Regions from separate parts of the Homo sapiens genome. Here region 1 is linked to region 2. The links are chromatin loops, found by intact Hi-C in ENCODE. Cell type or tissue: A673. All regions are shown on one strand. Region 1 overlaps PCCA (propionyl-CoA carboxylase subunit alpha). Region 2 overlaps PCCA (propionyl-CoA carboxylase subunit alpha).

The links. Peaks named below come from ENCODE experiments on the same cell type or tissue, not always from the same donor. Only the 100,000 strongest peaks of a DNase experiment are listed, where the experiment ranks them.
Region 1: it touches region 2 in a loop (5-fold over the local background); 2 of 110 quality-filtered maps call a loop at or near these places.

Annotation. Positions count from the first base shown.
Region 1 is chr13:100,305,781-100,308,280 of GRCh38, reverse strand. PCCA (propionyl-CoA carboxylase subunit alpha) reads right to left here. Exons shown (of 24, transcript NM_000282.4): 15 at 1,021-1,089. Among named protein-coding and RNA genes, the nearest start is that of PCCA-AS1, 170 kb to the left of the region's middle. In A673, no CTCF peak of the experiment used is centred here; no DNase peak of the experiment used is centred here; H3K4me3 peaks cover 1,299 bases; H3K27ac peaks cover 1,581 bases.
Region 2 is chr13:100,391,496-100,393,995 of GRCh38, reverse strand. The region is part of intron 19 of PCCA (propionyl-CoA carboxylase subunit alpha); the gene reads right to left. It overlaps LOC124903201 (a long non-coding RNA gene), which reads right to left. Exons shown (of 2, transcript XR_007063854.1): 1 at 1,281-2,500; 2 at 1-1,143. Among named protein-coding and RNA genes, the nearest start is that of PCCA-AS1, 88 kb to the left of the region's middle. RefSeq lists enhancers at 927-1,221, 490-1,689. In A673, no CTCF peak of the experiment used is centred here; a DNase peak (open chromatin) is centred at 1,065; H3K27ac peaks cover 2,500 bases.

The DNA of each region.
Region 1 (2,500 bases), 86 kb after region 2:
CTATAACATTAAAAAGGACACTTGGGGAAAAGCCATCTTGAGAAACAAGGCTTGAAAAACAAATCATTCCTCAATACAGATGTATCATTTCAGAGAACACAGAATTTTCAAAATAAAATCCACAATCTGGCCGGCCATTGTGGCTCACGCCTGTAATCCCAGAACTTTGGGAGGCCGAGGCGGGCGGATCACGAGGTCAGGAGATGGAGACCATCCTGGCTAACAAGGTGAAACCCCATCTCTACTAAAAACAAAAAAAATTAGCTGGGCTTGGTGGCACGAGCCACCCAGCTACTCAGGAGGCTGAGGCAGGAGAATCGCTTGAACCTGGGAGGCGGAGGTTGCAGTGAGCCAAGATCGTGCCACTGCACTCCAGGCTGGCGGACAGAGCGAGACTCCATCTCAAAAAAATAATAATAAAATAAAAATAAAATCCACAATCTTAATTATTACAGCATTTTACACTTTATACGGTTTTAAGGGTTTAAAGATCCAAAAATTCAATTCATTTATTCTGGAAAGTCAAACTTCAAAAAGACAGGTGGGCAAAACAAATCTTATACTCTTACATCACATCTACTTAAATAATTGGTAATTTGTAAAAACTGAAGAGAAAAGATCAAAAAGTACTCTAACAAACACTGCCTATCAGCCCAACTCTTGCCATTCATTCATACTTCCATCTCAGGTAATTTCTGCCAATGGCCAAAAAAAACCTTAATTCCTTCTCATGGCAATGAGTTAGGCTGGCACCACTGGTTAGATGTTTATTATTATTATTGTTCATGCATGTGTGTGATGGTGTGGCATGATTTAGTTGGGGAGGAGGAGTACTACAAACTAACATAACGCTGAATTTTCTCTCAAGAGAAAAAACCTGCTCTGCTTTCACATTTACATCAGTGCATAATTAGTTGTTTAATTATAGCTTATGATTCAGATAAAGGCCCAGTTTCAGACTCTTTAAATATCATTGATTTTTCGAAGAAATCAAATAATCCATTGAGAAATTAAACTAACTTTTGAAATCATAGGATCATAATAAATGCTAATATCACTTCCTGGTTGGATGCCACTGTCCACTCGGACCTGGGAGAAAAAAAGAAAAAAAGAAAAGTAATTCATATTGTGTAGATATTTTTTTGTAACCACCAATTTCATTTCCATGGAGAAAATGGATAGAGAATTTCAATCTCAAATAACATTTCAACTTCTGGAAAATAGGAAAACAATCTAAAATCTTGATCCGTTAATATGTAATGCAACACATTTTTTGTTCTGCCACTGAATGACGAAACTAAAAAACAGCAAAAATAAAAAATAAAAAATGAAGACTTCCTACATCACTATGCCAGGATGCTGTGGCTCTCTGATGGTGTCTTCCAGCTGAAGCATGGCATGGACGATGCCCTTGCTAACTGCACTCCCTGCCAGACCCTTCTGAGCCCACCAGTGAGGCCCCTCGTCAAGCCTGGTCCTCAGCTCCATAGGAATGTGGGCCTGGGCCTTTCATGTCTGTAACACTTTCCTTTTCTGCCTCACCCTCTCAACTGTAAAACACTATTTTTCTGTTACTGTTGCTCCCCTGAGGCTTTCATGTTTACACAGCTTTTCCTATGGCTTTGCTTTGTAAAGCCCCAATTAGAGTTCTGATTTTGTGATTTTCTTGGGGTGGGGGGTAGGGGGATAGCACAAGTTCAAAATATTCTTTTGAAGAGGCTGATTGCTGTTAACCAGCCAACGAGTGAGTTAGTACATCACTGATTCTTGTTTTCATTTCCCAGTTTGATACCAGCAGCAAGGCACGGAGGTTAGCCATGCAAAACTTTAAAAATGAGCAGTTACTGAGGACAGAACATTTATTAAATTATTAGAAAGAAGTTTTGGAATCTGAAGTATTTAAAAGCTAATCAAAATACTTCAGACTGTCAGGCACATCCTAGGGGTCTTGAGGATGGAGGAACTGAATCAAAGCTGCTGGAACAGCAGGACTTTGATGCCCAACATTGTAAAGGGGTGGGAAGAGAAGAGCGGAAGCTCACGTAGCCTTCCACCTGTGGGAAGAAGCCTTCCTAATAAACAGCAGCTCATCTGTCTGCAGCAAGGCAGAAAAAGGTCAACACAGCGGCTGTTAGGCCTTTAATATTTTAATTTAGGCAATTATCAAGGGACCACATGTAGAACCTCTTGTCTAGGATATCCACATGAGGGTATAATGATGGCTTTATTATACGGTGACATCAGAAGACAAGCGATAGTTTCATTTTCTTAAAATTCACACTACTATTATTCTCTTTGTAAGGTTGTAAAAGGAACACTATAACATACCTGAAGGGCTTTTATTTCTGTATTTGCAAGCACAAACAAAAATATAGATATCTGTATTCGTATTCACATTCATATACAAAAATCTTAATTATAAACAAAAATCATTCAGCACACTTACGAAATATACTTGGCTTTCTATTTTCTGAAAACATATTTCAGGACATAAACTGAT
Region 2 (2,500 bases):
GTTTGCACTATTTCATGACTAAAAATTCAGAGTTAAGGCAGAACATTTCTATGTATCACTATCTGAAATTTCTTTCCAGCCTCCAACTAGTTTTGTAGATCTTCTACCTGATCTCAAAACAAAAACAAAACAGATGCATCAGTCTTTAATGTGTTTCATATACTTGCTAAGTAGAAGTGGTTAAAAAATTAATCAAAGAATTAGTCCTAGTTGCACCATTAACTTTTTTTCCTTATAAACAAAACCAGGATTTTGATGTTCAATTAAGACTCTTGAGTAGGCAGGGTCCGGTAACTCATGCCTGTAATCCCAACACTTTGGGAGCCCGAGGTGTACAGATCATGAGATCAAGAGTTCAAGACCAGCCTGACCAACATGGTGAAACCGCATCTCTTCTAAAAATACAAAAATTAGCCAGGCACGGTGGCGGGCGCCTGTAAACCCAGCTACTAGGGAGGCTGAGGCAGGAGAATCGCTTGAACCCGGGAGGCAGAGGTTGCAGTGGGCTGAGATCACGCCATTGCAATCCAGCCTGGGTGACAGAGCGTGACTCCATCTCAAAAAAAAAAAAAAAAAAAGACTCTTCAGTAGTTAATAAAAGCCAGCAGAAGCAGCTGCTGAAAACTTTAAAAACTTGGTTTGACAAAAATACTCCATTTAACAGCCATTTTTTGGCCTTTAAAGTGGTAAAAGAAAGTTATATTCAGAATTTGGGATATTATCCCAACAGGATAATGTGGTGTTAGTGTCTATCCTCCCAGGATTTTCTGCCTGTCATTGGTTATGGTGAGCTCATATAATCATATTGAGCAATCGTGTTTTTTTCTTAAAGAACGCTATTAAATGTGACACAACCCATAAGCAGGAGAAATTCAATTCTTCAACATTTTCTTTTCAACATACATAGAGAGACATACAACTAACACCATCCAGATGGTTGCTAACATTCAGAGTTTCTTCCCATGGCAGAAGACCTTAGTAAAAAGAGAAGCAGGAGCCGTCAGGAGGCCCCAGGCTTCTGGCTTCTCTCTTTACTTACCAAGTAACCTTGGGTGAGTCACTTGACCTTCCCTGGGTGAGTCACTTCCCTGGGTGAGTCACTCAACCTTCTCATCCCCTCTTGCTGTTAAGTGAGGAGTTGCCCTAGGACAGCCAAATTCCTGTAAGTTTTGAAAGTCTGTGACTTTTTTCTCCAAATGTGAATTCATTAAAACGCTACATGGATTCTGTTTGGAATCCCACTTATCAGTTATTCACACAATGGAAACATGGTAACTTACCACCTCTCTGCTACCTCCTCTGCCCCAAGGAAATTTCAGGCATTCCATGACAGTTTGGTAAATTAACTCCAATTCAAAAGTTTTCAGGTCACAGGAAATTTTATAGAAGAGATTAAATTTCTGGAAATTAACACACTGCTACATTACTGACAGAGAAAAAACTGTGAAGAATAAGGCAGATTTTGTTGACCCTTCAATTTTAAAAAGAGTAAAAAATGCCTATGCTTTGATATTTGAAATCACATTTCCTAGGTGCTAAATTTATAAATAAAATCATTGTTTTCTTTAATCACAACAAATTAAACTAGCAAACACATTGACTGAATTTTGATATCCCATTATGTAACTAGTTTGTTAAGGTGTATGAAAGGCAATTGTCAACGCATATCTGCCTGTATTTTTTGGAGACAACATTCTAATTTATTAAAGAGTTTCCATGACCACTAGGGAAGCAGTTTTTGGAACTCCTTCCTTCCCGCTTCACTGTTCTCTCTCTTCCTTCCTTCCTTCCTTCCCCAACTCCTCTACCCTGCCCCCAATGAATATTTCCTGAGAAGTACAAGAAGTGTGACAGTGAACAAGACTAGGTCCTTGCCTTTACAAAGCTCCTATTTTAGTGTGAAGAGGCTGAAATTAAACAAGTGGACAAAGAAATAAACACGAGAACTCAAGTGCATGATAAGCACAATGATGGAAATGAACACCATCTTAAGTGACTAAGGGGTCACTTAAGAGACCAAAAGCTAATTCTGCTTCCAAATATAAAAACACAGAAGACAAAACAAACAGTAACAATAACCCAAAAAACCTCTCATTCAAATTCATGACTAAAAGAATTTGATTAGATATCAAATATGAGCTTACTGAAAATATGATGTTAATGTATTTATTTATGAAAGTGATCTAAATATGTATTCTATTAATTCTCACAAGACACCAATTTGAACACAATTTAGACTTTTGAAAAACGTGTTGATCAATAGTATTCCCTAGAACATACTTTATAAACTGCTCCTATAAAAGCTGGCTAGATAATGAATAATGTCACAATAAAATCGAAACCCATAGTTTAAAGGCCCTTCAGGATCTGCCTATCTCCACCTCCCTCACTGGCACCTCTCCGCCTAGCCTCCCTGTGTCCTGGCCTCCTGGACATGCAGAGCTGCCTTGCACTATCTGACCACATGGATTGATACCCCATCAACTCCTGCTCCACGACT